Linked DNA regions of Mus musculus: region 1 is linked to region 2. The links are chromatin loops, found by intact Hi-C in ENCODE. Cell type or tissue: heart. All regions are shown on one strand. Links, peaks and the distances in the headings refer to the core of each region. The heading gives the core; the rest is flanking DNA.

Region 1 (5,385 bases), core at 141-5,140, 230 kb after region 2:
GGCAGTATGAGCAAAATGCTAGTCCCGGGGGACTGTTCACCCTCATACCCAAAATAAGTCACATTTACATTTGCAGGGAAAGTTTGTTGGAACTTGATACTGGTGACCTTTTGAAAATATATCACAAATCAATTTTCTTACTAAAAAAAGTCATTGCCATCTCATTTTCTATTCCATTTCAAGAGATCTCTTTGAGACTAGTTTAGGTTTTTTTTTTCTACCATTTGTGCTATTCAAACAAGACATGAATAGTTTAGATATAGATTGTCCCAGGAGAATAGTGTTACTGTCAATGTAACCTAGTTAGTAAGAAATACTAAGAGGGCTGAGGGGATGGCTCAGCCCTTAAGTGAAGAACGCCTCTTGCAGAGAATTCAGTTTGGTCCCCAGCATCCACATCAGGTGGCTCACAACTGCCTGTAACTCCAGCTCTGGCGGAACTAACACTTTTAGCCCCTGTGGGCACCTGCACACACACACACACACACACACACACACACGTAAAAGTTAATAAAAAATAAATATTTTTAAAAAGAAAATGGGGCTGGAGAGATGTCTCAGAGGTTAAGAGCACTGACTGCTCTTCTGAAGGTCCTGAGTTCAATTCCCAGCAGCCACATGATGGCCCACAACCATCTGTAATGGGATCTGATGCCTTCTTCTGGGGTGTCTGAGGACAGCGACAGTGTAATTACATATAATAAATAAATAAATACATACATCTTTAAAAAATAAAAAGAAAATGAATACATTGGTTGTATGAAAAACTCTAAGTATGAATATAAACATCATAGTTATCGAAGGCATGCATAGAAGGATTTGTTACAGAAAAATCACTCGTAACTGTTCAGCACTGTGAAAAGTAATAATATGGATTCCTGTTATTAATTGCTAAAACTCACATTTTGTATCCAAGTATGGTTTCCATAATTTTATGTGTGAAAGGTTTTCCTTCTAAATATATCCATGGAGATGCACTTTTACACAAGTTGACTTGTCTTACTTGGGGTTACGCTATTGCGATGAACCACCACGACCAAAAGCAATCTGGGGAGGAAAGGGTTTCTTTGCCTTACACTTCCGTGTTGTATTCACCACTGAAGAAGTAAGGACAGGAACTCAAACAGGTCAGGGGCCTGAAGGCAGGAGCTGATGCAGAGGCCATGGGGTAGTGCTGCTTACTGGCTTGCTCAGCCTGCTTTCTTAAAGAACCCAGGACCACCAGCCCAGGCCTGGGCCCTCCTCCACCAATCACTAACTAGGAAAATGCTCTATGGGCTTGCCTATAAGCAAGATCTTAGGGAGGCATTTCCTCAGCTGAGGTTCCCTCTGCTCAGATAACTACAGTTTGTATAAGGTTGACGTAAAACTCGCCAGCACATAACTCTAATAGTGAAAGTGGTTCTAATTTGCTTTACATATTTTTAAAAAGATCTCTGAGTGTGTGTGTGTGTGTGTGTGTGTGTGTGTGTGTGTGTGTGTGTTGGGTGTGTGTGTGTGTTTTGTGTGTGTGTGTGTGTGTGTCTGTCTGTCTGTCTGTCTGTCTATGTGAATGTATGCCCTGTGCATGTAGGTGCCTAAGGAGGTCAGAAAAGACTATCTCATCCCCTGGAGCTGGACTTATAAGGAAAACAGTGAGACTCTGAGCCATTGAGCTGTCTCACTGCTGTAAGAAGCCGCCTGGGAATTTAGCCTTAATCTTAGAAAAGGAGAAGTAACTCCTGAAGATAGAAAGCCAGGAGGATGGTGTGGGGGAGGAGCATAGGCAGAGGAGGAGGTATTGGTGGGGGGAAGAGCTGGGCAGCAGAGGTATTGGTGGCCTTTGCCACTCTTTAGAGAGTGAGGAAGCTTAGCAGGAGGCCTTAGAGCAGATACCAAGGATGGGTAAACGCTGGAGCTCCGCTGGGTAAAGAACAGCGAGGCTCTTCTAGGGACCCAGACAAAGTCTCTGTTTGAGTCAATGAGAAAATTCCAGAAATGGTGTCGGTTGTACAAAAAGGTGAATGCATTCAATGTCACAGAATTTCACACTTTAAATAGGTTAAGATTATGGCAACACACACACACACACACACACACACACACACACACACTTCAATGGTTATAAATATGTACATGTTTTGCCACAATAAAAAAAGAAAGCCTTGAAATGTCATGTTTGATATCGAGGCTTGAGTCTCAGATTATTGAGGGCAACAGTTTCAGCTCTACGGGTAAACTGAGGTAGATGAGGTCAGAGAGCTCGCAACCAGAGACTCAGGCAGGACTAACACTGAAGCCCAGCTCACAGTTCCCCAGGCCTCTTATCCCTACACTGTCAACAACTGGGGTTTTGGGGACACACAGTGGCATAGACACCACGCCCTCAGAGCACTGCCCACTCCTTGTTTGTCTGTTTATGTGTCTGGTTCATTTTAGATGATAAACTCATTGAGGGCAGGGCCCTTGGGTTTGTACAGATGTTTCAACAGCCAGCAGCTTGCCCACACATAGTAAAACCTGAAGGAAGATTTGCTAAGTGGATGAATAAATAAACAAAGGAGCCAACTTCCCATGGGCCAGCAGAGGCTACCCAGGCTGGGAGATGAGTATCAAGAAGCAATCTGGATGTTTCTTTGCTTCGTTCATCAGCTATAGACTATTAGACCTGAATCTGAATGCAAGAAACAATAATTTAGTTAAAAAAAAATATATATATATATATATATATTGAGTTTGAAAAACAATATCATTATCCACATTCATGAAAAATTACATGAAGATATATGTTTACAATTTTATTAGAGAGCAGAAGCACACATTAAAGAATAAGGTTCCCTCCCCCACCCCCCACCCCAGATGCCCTTGAACTTTGGGACCTGTTTCAAACTTTACAGTGCATGGTAGCTGTTTTCAAGAAAAGTGAAGTCTGGTGCCCTCTTGTGGTTTTCTATTTAAAAGACAACTGTAATGAAGTTCTGTGTTGCTGGGGCATGTGTATTCAATCATGCCTAATTGCTGTCTTTGAGACCCGTTGCTGCTTTCACTGGCATGTCTCTTAGCAAATTCATATCAGAATGTTCCACAGGCTAAAGGTATAGTTATGTGGTTGTAATCTTTTTGTATAAGCTTATGAAGTTGCTTTAGTAAATGCGTAATGAGACCACAGATGAAAGATCTTTTCATAATTCCACAGTCTCAGAAGGTCAAGGCCAGAAGAATTCAGGATCTAGCACATGTCTTTTTTTCCTGGTAGCTCCTCTATCATTGTCTCCCTCAACCCTCAGACAACTAGCTGCTCATCTTTCAAGGTGCTCTTTCTTTCTTTCTTTCTTTCTTTCTTTCTTTCTTTCTTTCTTTCTTTCTTTCTTTCTTCCTTCCTTCCTTCCTTTCTTTCTTTCTTTCTTTCTTTCTTTCTTTCTTTCTCCTCCTCCTCCTCCTCCTCCTCCTCCTAGTGTGACACATATGTATAGGCATATGAATATGCATACCCACCCACATGCATACATTTAGAGACCCAATGATATCAGATGTCTTCCACTACAGCTCTCGGCTTATAACCTCTAGATGGGTCCCTTCATTGAACAGGAAGTTTGGTGCTTTGGCTGGGCTGAACAAGAAGTTGCTAGGAGGATCTGTCTATCTCTGCCCCCATCCCCATTCTGCGATTACAGCCATGATCATCAATGTGGACAATGGGGATTAAAACTTGGGCTCTTGTCTTAGTTAGGGTTTTACTGCTGTGAACAGACACCATGACCAAGGCAAGTCTTATAAAAAACAACATTTAATTGGGGCTGGCTTATAGGTTCAGAGGTTCAGTCCATTATCATCAAGGTGGGAGCATGGCAGCATCCAGGCAGGCATAGTGCATGCAGAGCTGTGAGTTCTATGTCTTCATTCAAAGGCTGCTAGTAGAAGACTGATTTCCAGGCAACTAGGGTGAGGATCTTATGCCCACACTCACAGTGACACACCTACTCCAACCAGGTCACACCTATTCCAACAAGGCCACACCTCCAAATGGTGCCACTCCCTGGTTCAAGAATATACAAACCATCACAGTTCTCCTTATCACAGAGCAAGAGCTTTTACACATTAAGCTGTTTCCCAGGTTAAATACTAGTTTTTAACCAGGGCAATGGAAATATAATGTGAATAAATTGTTATATACATTTTTAAAAGATTTGTTTATTCATTTTAATGAGTACACTGTCACTGTCTTCAGACACACCAGAAGTGGGCATTGGATCTTATTACAGATGGTTGTGAGCCGCCATGTGTTTGCTGGGAACTGAACTCAGGGCCTCTGGAAGAGCAGTCAGTGCTCTTAACCACTGAGCCATCTCTCCTGCTTACTTTCAATTGCTGTATTAAAACATCCCAACCAAAAGCCACTTGGAGAGGAAGGGTTTGCTTGGCTTGCATGTCACATCACAGTCCATCATGAACTGAAGTCTGGTCCTGAAGGCAGGAACCCAGAGGAAGAAACTGAAGCAGAGGCCATGTGGGGAATGGTGCTTACTGGCTTCTTGCTCAGCCTGTGTTCTTATAGCACCCAGGACCCTGTCACCACCCCTAGTGACGTGGGTCCTCTTACATCAGTCATTAATGAGGAAAATTCCCCCATCAACTTGCCTACAGGCCCATCTGTTGGAGGCACTTTCTCAATTGAGGCTTCCTCTTCCCAGATGACCCTAGCTGGTGACAAAAAGTCTAGTCAGCACACAAGGGTACTTAGGCATCAATCCCTTGATTGTAAGTTATCCAATTTTAGTGGTCAGTCATGATCATATAAATACTAGCAGCACTGACAGACTCAGCAGGATGTGTGTGCATCTGTGTGTGTGTGCATCTGTGTGTGTGTGTGCATCTGTGTGTGTGCATCTGTGTGTGTGTATAATTTAATAATAATTAAAGAAGTAAAGGTTTTCTTTAATCATTTGAGGAGGCTAAGGGGTATGGGAAGAGTTGGAGGGTGACGAAGGAAGGGTGGAAATGATTTAAATAGAATATTCGTGTATAAAATTTTTAAAAACATACTTAAAATTTGATTTAAAATAATTATTTTCCCAATCACAAAGGGCTGGTAACTTGCCTTGTGTTCATCTGACTTTCATTAACAGACATGTTTCATGAGTGCAATTTCTGTCTTGAGGCCAATAACTGCTCACTCCTATCCACCCGAGGCTCAGCACGCTGAACAATAAATACCCATCCGGTGGGTCAATGAAATAGCCAGGCGCGAATTTGTGTTCAAAGCAAAGAACAGGCAAAAACTCTAAGTAGATCCTCTGTTTGTAACTTTGTATGTACAGATTCAGTTTGCACTGACTCAAAGATGTTGTTTAAATTCCTATGTAACTGAACCTGCACTGGCTTCATTTCTTGCCGGCCGTTCCTAAA
Region 2 (5,385 bases), core at 134-5,133:
CATATCGCAGCCAGGCCACTCGCCAGCCCCTTCCTCCCACTGCCTTGCCACTCACGCCTAGCTTACACATCTCTAATCTTAGTGCAGATATTACTGCTTCGGGGATCTGCATGGACCCTCATGAATGCCACGCCCTCTTTCTATGTGTTTCACAGAATTCGGTAATTGACCCATCTCAGGCCCTTCTCAAGGAAACCCTCTTTGCTTTCTAAGAAGCCATTTGGTTGAGGGTCTACAAACTAGGACCTTCAAGCCAGTCCGATTCCTCCTCTATTCTTTGTGAATAAAGTTTTATTGGCACTCAGACCAGCTCCCTGGTTCATATATCCTGTATGGTGGCATCCGTGCTTTAATGACAAGCTGGTTGGTTGCAACAGAGACCATCATCCTAAAAATCATAAAGTATGCTGACACCTGGTCTGGACTACAAACTTTCGGAGGATGGGGACCTGGATCTTGAACACTATTTTATCTGCAGCACCTCCCATAGGGCCAGTACACAGCGCACGTTCAATACATGAGGAATAACTGAATGAACCAAGTATGAACAACACTGCTGGAAAAGCCAAGGGCAGGAAGGAAAGTAGATTGCACGGACCCCCTACCCAAAGGGTTGCCTGTTGAAAGGTAATTTTGAAGTCTCAAACCTAGCCTTTAAAACCAAAGCCCGTGAAAGATGATTATATTAAATTATTCTTCAGGAGATGGAGACACAAAGCCAAGGCCCTGGGTGCACTTCTCAGCACCCAAACGTTTTTACCTAAACTATAAACACTTTACCTGCCTCAGACTCCTAAAATTTTAACTCATACTGGGACTGATGTGAATTCAGAAGATAACTAAACAATACAAATAGCATTGTGATACTAAGTGTATTTAAAAACCCCACTCAGTTGACCTGCTTGGGATTCAACAAGGATTTTTTTCTTTTTTTTTTTTCTTTTTTTTTTTTTTTTACTGGTCCCCTTTTTGTAGTGTTAAGGACAATGAAGTGGTTTGGGCCTGAAATCCTGAAGGAGCCATGAAAATTGACGGTCATATACATTTTGGAAATTCTCACCCTACGTGGAACATTTTCTACCCATTGCAGGAGTAGAAGGGATACCTCACAAATGGCTACTGCAAAATGGAAATGTAAACAGCTGTTTCTCTTTATCACGTATTTGAAGGAAATACTTTAAAAACACTCTTTCTTAAAAGAAGATGGGGCCCTGGTATGCGGGACAAATCACACAACTGAATCCCTGAAGGAAGATTAGTCAGGTGTCCCCAGCTGTGTGGCAATGGCCGGTATCCCATAAGCTTGTGAGCTGCTGTCTGGAACTGCGGAGGAGCACCACAGAGAGGCCCAGTGTTCCAACCAGAAATTAACGGTTTGCTTACAATAAGCAAAATGACCCACTCGAAGTGGTGCCTGAAGGGTTGAGTTGATTATGCTCTGGGAGTGACCATACTAGATAATGAAAAATATCACACAGCAACCCCCACGGAGAGCAGCACATTCGATGTAAATTAAGGACATGGAAGATGAAAAGCATAGCCAGGGCATCCTTGGGATGCCAGAGGAGAAATATTCGGGAAGCTACCATTGAAGATCAATCTAATCTCATGGGACTGTTTTACTCACTTGATGTTTATTGATGCTATTTTTTTTCCTTGAGCCAGCAAACTAGCACGTTTTCTCAATTCTCCTTTTGCCCACCATTAAGAAGATGGAAACAAACAAACTGTGGCAAACACTGAAAGAAAGTCCCCATGCATGGCAGAGCTGGGTAGAAATGCCAAGAATCATTCTGGGCACCCAGGAATAAATGCACCAACAGGCCAAGAAAAAAATAAAAAGCTTGGATTAATCACCCAATTGTGTTTATTAAGCAATTTACGGCTCAGGGTGGTCACCAGACACTGTACAAAGGGATTTTATTGTTACAGAAAAGTACAAGATAGCACCAAAGACGACTCATAACTCTGTGGCTTTCAGACACAACTCACATCACGAACCCTGTATTCACCATCAACACAATGCTGGGAGGAAGAGGCTCAGACAATCTAACATCTTATGGCATAAAGAATGCTTTCTGTTTTTTGTTTTAAAATCATATCTGATTTAGCAGCAAAGATTCTATAAATATAACCCTTCAAGTATGGAGGCATCTCAGAATCTCATCTCCCCTGTTCTCATGAATATGTTCAGAAAAATATGATAATCTTCATAGCAGCCATATCTGAGGAACGTTCATATCTCAGCAAACTGGACATTTATCTTGACGGCATTAACACCACCACCTTCCCAACACGAGAAGCAGTGTTCGGCAAGAAGGATATAAAAGGAAGCCGACAATGTGGCTGGAGCTTGCAGCAGGGCCTTCTCACATTGTAAAGAGGCTTCCAGAGACTCAGCAAGATATGGGCCAACATGATTAGAGTCTAACATTTCTTCCTTTAACCACAAAAAGAAGCACTTTGCCCCAAAAGCTGAGAGGCCGATACGCAAGCCTTTAAAAACGGACTTAAAAATAAACAGTTGGATCATTAATATTACTAAAAATCAAAGGCCAAATGGACATTCAAAGTAAATGGGGAAAAACATTCATCTAAAATAAGAGCGATCTTATCATCTGCTGCTATAGTAACCCAAGGCCCCTGGTGCTAAGAGTGTTCCAGGATCCATAGACTTATTTGAAACTGAAGAGTCAAATGCATCACATTCTGGGTCTGCAGTTATTCAATATACCAAGAAAGTAAAGCGACCCCGTCACATTATGCAAAAATAGAAATCCCTTCTATAAAACCCTTTTCTCAGCTTCAGAACACCACCTAATAAAAAGGAAAAGCGGGCTAAGCAGATCCACCAGGTGGCGCTCTAACAGGAAGGCACTTCCCCAGATTAGGCCTGCAGAGGGCACAGAGGGCATGCTCTGGTGGACATTGGCTGCAATCCTCCTGGGTGCCCTTCACAAGCCCCTTGCAGCAAACAGGGAGGACTCCAACTAACCAGCCAGCAAAGCAGTCATTCTCCAGATACGACTTCTCAGCTTGGTCAGCAATGGTACCATTAGAGATGTTTATAAATTAGACTGAGCCCAAATGCTGGCTTTTCTCTGCAAGGCAACCCCTCTACAGATCAACTGCCAGTCCTGAATTAGGACCAGAATCAAGTATCAAGACTCCTGTATGCTAACCCCACCCTGTTCCTGTCCTGGTTCTCCTTACCTCCTGCACAGAGCAGAGGCTCATGGGAGAGAGCAGGACCTACAGGAGCATCGCTGCCCACACCACGAGTGTGAAGGAGTATGAGGTATGCACTGACAGGCTTTGTCGCTGTCGCTGTCGCTTTTAGTTAAATGCAAAAAATTACCCAGTGGGAACTGTATTCTACAAAGTTTGTGCTTCAGGAAAAATCTGGCTTATAAATGTTCAGTTTCAAAACTCGACAGCTAACTGAAGAGATGACAGGGATGGGAGAGTCTGCAAGGCAAAGGCTCCAATGGGGGGAGGAGCTGGGCTGGACCAGGATGCCAGAGCAGAGCGTTTGGATGCGCATGCAGGAGTTAGGCAGACAGAGCATTCCAGCGGTAAGCGATATAGACCAGTACTATAAGGAGAACATGGATAAGACAGAAGCCTATAAGGTCCCTGGAGCGGAGGGCAGAAGTTGACTGTGGGGGTTTCTCCCCGAGGGCCAGCAGAGTGTCAACAGTCTTTCGAATGTGACGAAAATCCAACTGCAGGATGTCATACGGAGAGCACAGGTCGGCCTAATCCGAGGGCAGCCATTAGAACAGAAAGAGAGTGCATACAATTAACACCACACGGAAGAAGCACCGGAAAGAAGCACACATTTCTGCTTACTAGCAAATAGCAGGAGTCAACCCTTACTTCAAGTTCTTAAGTCCATGACAAAAGTAGAGCCCCCAGTGAGCCCTATGTAAACTGGACAGGAACCTCCATCCACCATCACACCCCACCACCGCAGGCTGTGCAATGTGCACACTGCTCTTGAATTGGAACAGTCTTAATATTCAAGTGGCCTTATGTGCTCCAAGTGGCATTATGTGCACATCAGTGGCACAAAAGTGTGAGCTTTTCATTCATCACACCTAGAGCTTAAACATTACTAAGGGAAAAATACAAAATCTAAAGTTGAATCTCCAATCCTCTTTTCTTTTCTCTTTTCCTTTCTTTTTTCTTTTCTTTTCTCTTCTTTTCTTTTCTTCTGGAGTCAGGGCTTCATGGTATAGTTCAGAATGGCCTCAAATTCAAGAGCCTCCAAACTTGCCTTCGGGGCCCTGGGATGATATAACAGAAGAGTCTAAAGGAGGCTTCTGAGATGTGCAGTAGGAAAGCCTGGCACATAATAGGTTATTATCTAAATCCCTTCACTACTCTTCAAAGACAGCAGGATGCCTCTGCTCCCATGTTTTATCTCTACTTATGTGGAATTTATGTGTCATAATTGGCTGTTGAGATTTCTGGGCAGCCCTCACAGCCTGCTGCTATCAGGATTCAGCTTCCATATGCACTGAGTTTGCAAACCAGGAGGTGGCCTGGAACTTACTATGTAGACCAAGCTGGCCTTGAACTCACAGAGATCTGCCTGCCTCTGCCTTGAGAACTGGGATTAAAAGGTATGTACTACTGCCAAGTCTGAACCAGGATTTTAAGTCATGGAGTTCAAAATTAATAGGAATTATAACTGATATGCCAGTAAGAAAGATAAGTTGTATTTTGCTTTCAACTTAAAGATTGACAATATCTGTGACATATTTCACAAATACAATTTCCAAGTGAGCAAAGCATTTAAAATGCATATTATATGTATATATACTTTTAAATATTTTGCTGGGGTATTAGCTTTTTATTGTAACTTCCTTGTTAAGTACAGCAATCTCAAATGAAAGGCTACTCTGAGTCCAAGGGCTCATGTTGCCTGTATCCTCTGGGTTCAGCCTGATACCCTCAGGTAAAATACCAGGTGGGCTGATGATAATGGAAATCCTTTATGATGGTAGGATAATTTAAAGATTTATATGTGCAAGCTCTCTCTCTCCCTCCTTGCCTCTCTCTCTCTCTCCCTCTCTCTCTCTCTCTCTCTCTCTCTCTCTCTCTCTCTCTCTCACACACACACACACACACACACACACACACACACACACACACACCAGAAGAGGGTAGTGGATGCCTTGGAGTAGAAGCTAGTGGCTTGGGTCCTGGGAACAGAACTCAGGCTCTCCTAAAGAGCAGTTAGTGCTCTTAACCAATAGACCATCTCTCCAGCACCAACAAGAGATATTTTAAGATTAACAAATCATGTTAAATCTAGCCAATCTCACACATTTTCACAGTAGATCTCAGAGAACCAAGATACCACTGTTAAAGAGACCA

Evidence for each region. Hi-C counts contacts between places; a loop is a spot of excess contacts. Peaks named below come from ENCODE experiments on the same cell type or tissue, not always from the same donor. Only the 100,000 strongest peaks of a DNase experiment are listed, where the experiment ranks them.
Region 1: a loop joins it to region 2, with 7 times the contacts of the local background. A loop is called at or near these places in 39 of 42 quality-filtered maps.

The regions. Positions count from the first base shown.
Region 1 is chr14:74,987,774-74,993,158 of GRCm38, forward strand. No RefSeq gene overlaps it. Among named protein-coding and RNA genes, the nearest start is that of Gm4278, 15 kb to the left of the region's middle. In heart, for the core only: a CTCF peak has its summit at 2,934 (motif pointing left); no DNase peak of the experiment used is centred there; H3K27ac peaks cover 294 bases.
Region 2 is chr14:74,761,490-74,766,874 of GRCm38, forward strand. The region is part of intron 18 of Lrch1 (leucine-rich repeats and calponin homology (CH) domain containing 1); the gene reads right to left. Among named protein-coding and RNA genes, the nearest start is that of Esd, 32 kb to the left of the region's middle. In heart, for the core only: a CTCF peak has its summit at 2,854 (motif pointing right); a DNase peak (open chromatin) is centred at 2,962.